Linked DNA regions of Mus musculus: region 2 is linked to region 1. Evidence: chromatin contacts called from ENCODE Hi-C or POLR2A ChIA-PET data. All regions are on one chromosome and are shown on one strand. Each heading gives the region's core, a stretch centred on a gene start or an enhancer-like site at or near the end of the contact. The rest is flanking DNA. Distances are from core to core; before and after follow the strand shown. Region 1 holds the start of Spast (spastin). Region 2 holds the start of Memo1 (mediator of cell motility 1).

Region 1 (5,071 bases), core at 1,134-3,633:
TAATAACATTGTATAAAGTCAAAATAGACCAGGTGAAACTACAGAATAGATTGCTTAGAAATGCTTATGTTTGGCAGGAATGGTGGTGCATGCTTTCAATCCAAGCACTTGAGAGGCAGAGGCAGAGGCAGGAGGATCTCGGAGCTGAAGGCCAGCCAGAGCTGCATAGACTCTGCCACAATAAATTAAAAATAAATAAATAAATAAAGCAAAGCAAAGAATGTTTTATTAAAAGACTTATAGGACACACACATAAGAAGGGTTAACACAGCGTTCAGGATAGTACCTGACTCGACAGTAAAAGGCAATTTGCTGTCTCCTCAAATTGTTCAATAGGTTTGTACATCTTTTTTAAAGATTTCTTTATTATTATTTGTATGTAAGTACACTGTAGCTGACTTCAGACACACCAGAAGAGGGCATCAGGTCCCATTACGGTTGGTTGTGAACCACCATGTGGTTGCTGGGATTTGAACTCAGGACCTTTGGAAGAGCACTCAGTGCTCTTACCCGCTGAGCCATCTCACCAGCCCCCTGTACATCTCATTTTTATTTAGTTGACATATGTATAAAACATATTTCTTATACTTTATTTTATTTACCTATGTATTCATATATATTTATGTACATCCTTTTTATTTCACACACACACACACACACACACACACACACACACACGACATGATTGATTTCACACAACCACTACTATATGGTTCAAAAGAGAATCAGAGCTTACTGGATAAAAGGAATTGAAAGGAATACAAATTTGAAAGACAGAAAACATTTCAGAATGTGAAAAATATAATCAGGATCGAAGCAGAAAAGAAGGCAGGCAGCAGTGGGAAACAATGGACGTAAATTTTGCAGCAATCTATGATATTTATATTGGTAGGGAATATAGTTTCAGCAGAATGCAGGGATTCTCCTATGCGCTCACAGGGGATCTGTATGCCTCACACTGGAAACAATAGAGACTTTGTGTTAGTAGTCACTCATTTAGGCAACAAGAAATAATTGTGGCAAACTGAAATGAGAGGGGGTGGTTTTGTTTGTTTGTTTTTAAAGACAGGGATGAGGGGAGGGGGATGGGCGAGGGAGGGAGAAAGAGGAAAGACTGAATAGTTTATTGGATAGGCAATATAGTCTAGGAATCCAAAAACTCTGGGAATACAGATGGCATCGACTGGCTCTTAGAGCTTTTGATTTCAACTAACTTCTATTTCCAGATGCCAGTTCGCAGGAGTCTGACTGGCCCACGGTTTGTTTTCCTCTATGTGATCCAGGATCTGTAGAACAACTGCTGATCATTAGAATATGGGAAATATTGAGTAGATAGATAGTCTACCAAAGGAAGAAATGGTGAAGACATATACACACATCCACGTGCACACACAGATAGTATGGATTCTACCAAGTATGGTAACTAGGCAAAACCCAAGAATGACTGCATTCACATAACTAATCCTGAGATAACACAAACGTGTAATAGGTTAGTTGAAAGTAGGGTTCGTGGTCCTCGTGGTAATAAAGTTTTCCCTTTAGGATGTCTTGAACTTTGTCTCTGCAACTTGTTTCCCTCTCAGCTAACATACCCAAATTGCTACACACTGCCTCTGATACGAAACTCAGATCAGCCATCCTTTGCAAAAGACCTATTGGCTCAACCAGCAGAAAACAAAGATATATAAAGCAATAGGAGTGATGATGCACACCTGTAATCCTAGTTTTGGGGAGACGGAGGCAGAAAGATCAGGAGTTGAAGGCCTCCTTCCTCAGCTACAAGAGGAGTTGGAGGTCAGCATCTCACACAAAGGCAAACAACCGCACTGCGAGACAGCAGACCTGAGCACTAGTAAAGCCACTCAAACGCTGTTAACCCCCATTTAAAAATTTATTATCAAAGCTCCCTATTCCGATTCTTCAAAAGTCGAAGAACCTGCGGAGCGACGAACCCCTGGGACCATCGCAAGCCGAACCGCGCCTACAGAACTGAGGTTCCCAGAGAAAGGGGCATAGCAGGGGCGTGGGGGGTAGGAGGATGCCGCACATGCGCACAAGCTCCCAGGTCAACAAAGACGGCGGCGTACGCGCGCGCACCAGAGCCATTCACCGAGGACGTGCGCGTGCCCGGCCGCCGCAGCGAGGTGCCAGCGGCCCAGGGGACAGAAGGAAAGGAGGGGCAGGAGCCACCGGCCGCGGCGGGAGGAGGAGGAGGAGGAGGAGGAGACGGGGTTGTGCTCCTGGGCAGCTGAGGAGCGAGGGGCGGGGCCGGCGAGCGGCGCGTGCAGGTGCCAGGCTCCCGGGCTCCGGCTGGCGCGCGAGCGGCTCCGTGGGCCCCCGCCGCCGCAGTGGCAGTGGCCGCCGCCGCCGCCGCTTGGTCGCCGTCGGTCTGCGGGAAGCGGGTTATGGCGGCGGCGGCAGTGGGAGCTGTGAATGAGTTCTCCGGCCGGACGACGGAAGAAGAAAGGCTCGGGCGGCGCGAGCCCGGCGCCCGCCAGGCCTCCGCCCCCCGCCGCGGTCCCCGCCCCTGCCGCCGGCCCGGCCCCTGCGGCCGGCTCGCCGCCTAAGCGGAACCCGTCTTCTTTCTCGTCCCCGCTGGTCGTCGGCTTCGCCCTGCTGCGCCTGCTGGCCTGCCACCTGGGGCTCCTCTTCGCGTGGCTCTGCCAGCGCTTCTCCCGCGCCCTCATGGCCGCCAAGAGGAGCTCCGGGACCGCGCCGGCGCCCGCCTCGCCCTCGCCCCCAGAGCCCGGACCGGGTGGCGAGGCCGAGAGCGTCCGCGTCTTCCACAAGCAGGCCTTCGAGTACATCTCCATTGCCCTGCGCATCGACGAGGAAGAGAAAGGTACTACTGGGGGGCTGGAGGGAGGCCGGCGGGCTGGCCGGGGCGGGCGGCCCTGGGAGGACGCCACTTGCGTCCCTTTCCTGCACCCCCGGAGTTGATCTGCCTCGGGAGTCCGAGTCCCCACAGGCCAGATCCTGCTGTGCGACGCCTAGTTAGTTGATCCTCACCCCTTTCAGGGCGCCCTGACTCGACTTTGTTTCAGCACCCCCACACTTGTGCATGACCCAAGTCCCCGTGAGACACCCAGGCGTGCTGGTGACAGTGACAGTTGGCCTAGAGTGACCGACCACACGGGATTCTTTCTAACACTGTAAACAGTGTTGCTTTCTCTGAGCTGGGCTTCCAAAAGGTTTTGGTATCGAAACAGCTGTGTATAAACTTCATTGAGAAGGGTTCTGTAGTGTTTGGAGAGGAAAAAAAAAAGGGGGGGGTTGACTTGGATTTGAAAGGAGTAGTAGCTCCTTATACTTAGAGCCGGATTTGCCATATTCTGAAGTTTCATGAATTATTTTTACCAATATAGTGAGTCTTGAAGATTTCTTTTTTATTGAGCTGTATTTCAACCGCTAGTTGCTTTAGTTTTTACTATTTTGTTATTTTTATTTTATTCCAAGGCACTCTCGAGTTTCTAAATTTTAATGTTAAAAATATTAAATGAATGAGTTGGGTAAACAGGCATATATCATTCTACCATAGAAGATAAAACAAACGCTCCTGCCTCGCAGTGAAGGCAGGAATACTGCATACTTCAGGTTTCCTTCAAGCAACATCTTTTCTTCGCCTTTCTGTGTGGCAGGCATTGTCAATTCATTTTGCATGTGTCTTTGATCCTCACAATAATTCTGAGGTCAGAGTACTATCAGTACAGGTCTTTTACAGATGAAATTACTACTTACAAGATGGAAACAGGTGACCCCAAATCTATGCTAATCGTTAATTGAAAACTTGTGTGGGAAATGCTAAGTGGGGTTTAGAAAGCCTTATGTCTCTTATTGTCACCCACAGTAGCAGACACAGGAGAAGAGTAGTTTGTGCTTGTGAGAGCAAGCTTTTTGTGCTTAGCTCTTCAGTACTTTTTGGGAGCATAGAGTGATCACTTGGGGAGGATGGAGAAGGCAGTCCTCCTTTCATCCCTGAGATGAGCCCAGATCCCTTAGGGGTTTGTGGATGTAGTTCAGTGATACTGTGTGCTAGGAGGCTTCAGAGCTTGGGTTTCCTTCTTAGTGTCTTGGAAACAAAGCTAACAAACAAGCATTTAAAAAATTAGTTACATCCATTTTCTGTTACAAAAGAAATAAAGCTGGAGTCAGTGGTGGTGGCGGAGCGCGCTTTTAATCCCAGCACTCAGGAGGCAGAGGCAGGCGGAGCTCTGTGAGTTTGAGGGCAGCCTAGTCTACAGAGCGTTCCAGGACAGCCAGGGCTACACAGAGAAAGCCTGTCTTGAAAAACTAAAAAAAAAAAAGTACAGAAATAAAGCTGGGGTGGGGAGTAGTGGCAAAGACAAGCTGTAACCTTAGCCCTCGGGACAGTGAAGACTGCTGCCGTAGGCGACATAGCAAGACCTCATTTCAAAACAAAGCAAAAAGTAAATGGAATCTATATTTTCATGGTTCTCTTCTAGCCTAAAGTTTTTCCCCTTAGCATATGAGAAAATTTTGTCGCCTAGTTTTAATTCCATAATTGAAAAAGAGTTCACATTTGAAGTCTGTCAGCCTTTCGGCTACATTTCACAACTCGGAGCTTACTTCCAAGGGAAGTTAGTTTTCTTTCCACTGCATACAAATCTGTGAACAGACAGACTGAATTGAGTATGCAGTTTTCAGAGGCTCTCTGACTCTGTCAGCAGGTGGCCATGTCTTACATTGCCATCCATTAGAAATGTCACTCGCCGAATGTGTGCAGTGCCCATGGTTTGAGGGTGGATCCCCTGGGACTGGAGTTCAGTACTGAGCCCAGCCGGAGTCTCTGCAGGAGCAGCCAGTAATCCTTTACTGAGCCCTCTCTCCAGCTTTGAATTTTGTAGGCATACTAATGGTTGAACCTCTTTGAAAGAGTGATAGTCTATGACATCCATTTATATATATGAAGAATAAAATTAAAGAGTGGGCTCAAAGCAGCAGAACGAAGAACAGAGTTAGGTGGCCAAACTTAATACAGGCTCTCTCTTTGACTTTATTTATTTATTTGAGATTATAATGACATCATTTCTCCCTTTCCTTTCCTTCCTCA
Region 2 (5,071 bases), core at 1,243-3,742, 44 kb before region 1:
GAATACTTTCTATGTGTACAACCTGAACACTGGAAAAGATACAAAATGACAATCAACAAACACATTCTTCCTATTCCTCAGTTTTTTATTGACTGGTCTAGAGAAACAATAGCACAATACAAATAAAAAGTCCCAAGAGTAGGTCATTTCAACCTGGCTACACTATTCTATCCTACAGATACAGTCATCAGACCAACTTTACATTACATACCTATAAGTTTGCTTCATTCATCTTAAGGATACAAATTAAGCTTCTAAAACTAAACTGCTTTAAGTTTACCCTAATTTCCTCAATATCAGTCAAACTTAAAAAGACTGGCCAGGAAGTGATGGTGCATGCCTTTGATCCCAGCACTGGGAAGCAGAGCCAAGCAGATCTCTGAATCCAAGGGAGTTTCAGTACAGCCAGGGCAACACAGAGAAACCCTAGGTGAGTCGCACACACCCCAAAAATTCATACACCTGAATTCCAGTTAAAGGTATTATTTAATTCACCCAGATTTTAGGGAAAAAATGTAACTACCTGCCTATTTACTAATAAGTATCTACAGATAGGATTTTTTTTTTTACCAGATTAAAGACTACATCTTGTATGTAAGTAAACTCTAAGGAATTCTAAGACCAAAAGTGTGAACTATACCCAATTTTACTACCCATATATATGCTTAACAATCTAAAACTTCCCTAGAATATTTGCCCACATTCCAAAGCAAGCAACAACAAAAGCTTAAAACATTTGTAACAAATGCACAGGAACACAATAAATAAATGCTAAAAGATAGCCGTGAATGGGAACAATGTGACTTTCTAATTCTCCAAAACATACTGCGGAAAAAACCTTCTACTTAAAAATAAGCCAGGAGGTGGTGCCACACGCCTTTAATCCCAGCACTTGGGAGGCAGAGGCAGGCGGATTTCTGAGTTCAAGGCCAGCCTGGTCTACAAAGTGAGTTCCAGGACAGCCAGGGCTACACAGAGAAACGCTGTCTCGAAAAACCAAAACAACAACAACAACAACAACAAAAAAGCAGTATTAATAGTGCATTGATTATAAAGGGCAAACTCAGGAGCCAGAGACCTGACTTACACAATTCCTATTTTACCACAGGCCTAGTCTGGGGTGCAGCACTAAATTTCTGTTTCCCCATATACTGGCACAAGAACTGACATTCTCAGGTAGTGAGAACTGATTAAAAGTCTATGAAGTACTTCAGGACCATAAAATGTCATACTTATCTAACGCAAAAACTACAGCCACCTGTTAGCAGTAGTTCCAAACCCAACCATGTCATTCTTTTGTGTCTTAGCAGGGCAAATCCGCTGTGGACCAACAAGATGCATGTACTTCTGCAGCTGGTTGAACAATCTCAGGGAAAAAAAAAAAACTGCCTTCCAGATTTTCCGTTTTCCCAAAAGAATCATGTCACTATCCAACCCTAGTACTTGCAAAGGGAAATATGGTTAGGGCCAGTTGCTGAGAAGCACAGATGGCCTAGAGACCAACAGGAATCACGGAGGAACTTTTCTTTGTTACCAAAGCAGAAATGTGACCCCTGAAAATAATCTCAGAAAACAATCCTTGTGAAGAGAGTTGTACTGGAGGGAAACGGCCCTACCCTTTCTCACCCAAAGAACTACACATGGTTTTTTGAAGACAGTGCAGACAAAATTCTCTCAAAACGTAAGCTAAACTAGGCAGGTCGTCCAGCCCCGGCTCGGTGCTGAACACAGGATACCAAAGAGGTTGCTCAGGAAAAGTGCTGATGCCATCTCCAGCTGCCCCTAAATGACAGTAACAATGCAAACACTGACAAAAGACCTTGGAGGCCACCCAGAGCCCCTGCCTGGCAGCAGCTCTGCCCGAATCTCCACGTACAAAGCGACAAATCCCCCCGAGAGGCCCAGGTCTGACAGATCTTCCAAGCGAGAGAGACCAAGAGTAGCAACACGAGAGATAGGGTAGAAAAAGTACTGCCTGTCACTCCTTCCAGGGGCGCTGGGTGCCCCAAGGGTGGGAGCAAAAACTGCGGTCCCCTCGGCCAGCCTCTGGCAACGAGGACCGCGCCAACTCGTCCTTCCCCACCGCAGAGGCCGTCCGCGGAGCCGCGGAGCCCGCGCTCGCCCTGGCCGGGGCCGGCCGGCAACTCCTCGCCCAACTCCGCGGGCGCCAGGCCGCCTGCCCGAGCGCCGGGTGGGGGAGGCGGCGCGGCCCGGCCCCGATCCCTCGGCACGCGGTCAGCGCCCTCCGCCCGCCGCCCGAGTCCCCGCCCGCCGGGCCCCGGCTGCCCAGCTCGACCACCCCGGCGGCCTGGCGCCCTTACCTGAGGCGGTGTACCAGCTCCCGGCGTGGCTGGCTTCCCGGCAGACCACTCGGTTGGACATCTTGGTGCCTGTGCCGCCTATGGTGCACGAGGATGAATGAGGAGGCGGCGGCGGCGGCGGCTCCGCGAGGGGACGAGACGCCGCGGGCCCAGCCCAGGAGGAGGCGGCCGCGGGGAGGGGACCAGCCCGGCCCAGGAGGAGGAGGAGGAGGAGGAGGAAGAGGAGGAGATGGCAGCCAGGGCGGAGGGCGGCAACAATCACCACAAACTCCGCCGGCCGCCGGAAGATGGGGCCCACGGCGGCTTTACCCTAGCCGCGCGGCCGCGGAGTCGCCGCCGCCGCCGCCGCCCCTACCCCTGCCCGAGCTGCTTCCGCGAGCCGCCCCCCGGCCACGCCGCGCGCGGCCTGCCGAGCCTCCCGCTGACCCCACCCCCGTGACTCCGCGCCCTTCCCCACCGCCCCGCCCCGCCCCGCCCCCACCACCGAGGCCTCCCTCCCGCCGCGCGCCCGCCGGCCCCGCCCCGCCCCGCGCCTCCGCCCGCCGTGCCGCGCGCTCAACGGCGGAAGCGGGACCGGCCCCGCGCCATCCCGGGTCGGGAGGCCGCGAGCCGGAGGGCGGCGGCGATCGGTGCCACCTCCCCCCCAACACACACACACACAGCCCGGGGCCGGGGCCTGAACCCGGGAAAGGCAGAGCCTGGGGAGCCCACGCGTCCTTACTCGCCGCTCTACCGGGGCCGGCCCACTGAGCATGCCCAGCGCCGCGGCCGGGCCCGCCGAGGAGGCTCAGCGTGCACGCTCCGCTCTCCGGGGTTTAGCGCCAGCAGAGGCTGGGGGCAGGGCGCGGGGCGCAGGACGCAGCCGCGAGGCGGGGTGAGCCCCTTCCCCCCCCCCCCCCCCCAGCCGCCTGGCTTGTCCCCGTGCGCCGCTGGCTCAGCACACACAACACACACGCGATCGCTGCCTGCCGAGTCCCGTCGGGGTTCCCCCTTCCCCGGCGTCCTTGGTGGGGTTCCCACCCTCGGGGTATCGCCCAGGAATGCAAGTCTGGGGCCACGCCGCGAAGTTTCGCTGGCAGAGACATCGCGCTGCGAGGCGTACTGGGATGGGAGAATATGGGGGGGTGGAGGACCGACCCTGTCAAAATGTAACCTTCGCTTCCCAGGCTCGCCCCTTACGACCTAATGTCTTCGACACAGTTAAATTTACTAATTGTATTTTAGGTATAACTGCAATGTGGCAAAGATTGTCTCAGTTATTTCCTACTGTGTTAAATGGGGGTGACGTTCGTGAGGGAGGGGTACCAAGGATTATGAGTTAATGCGTATGAGGAACCAGACGGGGTAAGGAATACTACAAATGTCACCCTTCACTTATAAAATCCCAGTATTCCACGTAAGTATTCCACGCAGCAAAAGAATTCCTTTACCAGTTGGGTAGAATCACAAAGGAAGTGGTTTGTTTGGCTTTGAAGTGCTGGATTCCAAAACCCAGGAAGTGTAACAGTTCCCCAACTCCCAGAAAGTATTTGGGAAAGAAATCATACACCGGGTATATCTTAGTTTCACATTAAACTAGATCCTGGAGAAGTCCAAAGTAGATGTCTAGCTGCCTAACCAAGTTCGGCGTTCCTTAATGCTGTAACAGTATACTTTTTGTTTGGTTGGGGTTTTTGCCAAGTTCTCAAGTGTTATGAGAAAAGCTCTACAGTTAATTTCAATGGCAAGAAAAAGGTAAATTGCCGCTTTCTCCCAAGAGTTTGTGTTGCTTACCAAACTTAGCAAAGACCCTAATGAATAAAATACAACTTCTTGCGCCAGAGAAATGGCTCAGTGGTTAAAAAAATAAATAAATAAAAAAAAAAAATAAGCACTGCTCTTACAAAGGACCTAAGTTGAGTCAGCATCACATTGGGTAGCGCCCAAGCAAGTCCAGTTCCAGGGGCTCTAACGCCCTCTTCTGGCCTCCACAGGCACCTACGATTACATGCACATACTCCACACACACACACAAATTATAATTGTTTTTTTTAATATTTATTTATTTATTATATGTAAGTACACTGTAGCTGTCTTCAGACACTCCAGAAGAGAGCATTAGATTTCATTACGGGTGGTTGTGAACCACCATGTGGTTTCTGGGATTTGAACTCAGGACCTTTGGAAGAGCAGTCAGCGCTCTTAACCGCTGAGCCATCTCACCAAATTATAATTGTTTTTAAAGATTTCTAGAATGCTTAGACTTTTTGTTTGTTTTGTTTTTTTGGGTTTTGTTGTTGTTGTTGTTGTTTTTCGAGACAGGGTTTCTCTGTGTAGCCCTGGCTGTCCTGCAACTCACTCTGTAGACCAGGCTGGCCTCGAACTCAGAAATCCACCTGCCTCTGTCTCCCAAGTGCTGGGATTAAAGGCATGCGCCACCATGCCCGGCTTTTTTTTCTAAGACAAAGCTTCATTATGTAACTGACTGGCCTGCATGGAACACCCAATGTAAACCTGGCTGTCCTCAAAGAGATCCACCTGCCTCTGGAGTGCTAGGATTGAAGGCAGGCACCACCGCAGCCGCTCTTTTGACACAGGTTCTGGCCTAGGACTGAGTATGCAGACCAAGCTGGCCTTGAACTTGCTGGGAACCCACTTGTCTCTGCCTCCCTAGCACTGGAGTGCAAGCACACCCAGCTCCAGCTTCTTGAAAGAAGTCAGTCGAACCTATTCACAACCACCTCCCCTAACGACTAGCTTCAGTCTATTAG

What was found. Hi-C counts contacts between places; a loop is a spot of excess contacts on that map. ChIA-PET counts read pairs that join two places held with the same protein, here RNA polymerase II (POLR2A).
Region 2: a map of heart shows a loop between it and region 1 (8-fold over the local background). The contact joins the promoter of Memo1 here to the promoter of Spast in region 1. A Hi-C loop is called at or near these places in 6 of 37 maps with a recorded cell type or tissue (gastrocnemius, heart and left cerebral cortex). POLR2A ChIA-PET finds 5 or more read pairs at or near these places in 4 of 5 experiments (Patski and embryonic stem cell).

What each region holds. Positions count from the first base shown.
Region 1 is chr17:74,336,604-74,341,674 of GRCm38, forward strand. Spast (spastin) reads left to right here and starts at 2,384. Exons shown (of 17, transcript NM_001162870.1): 1 at 2,384-2,842. The coding sequence starts at 2,434.
Region 2 is chr17:74,292,371-74,297,441 of GRCm38, forward strand. It overlaps Memo1 (mediator of cell motility 1), which reads right to left and starts at 2,493. Exons shown (of 9, transcript NM_133771.2): 1 at 2,322-2,493. The coding sequence starts at 2,382.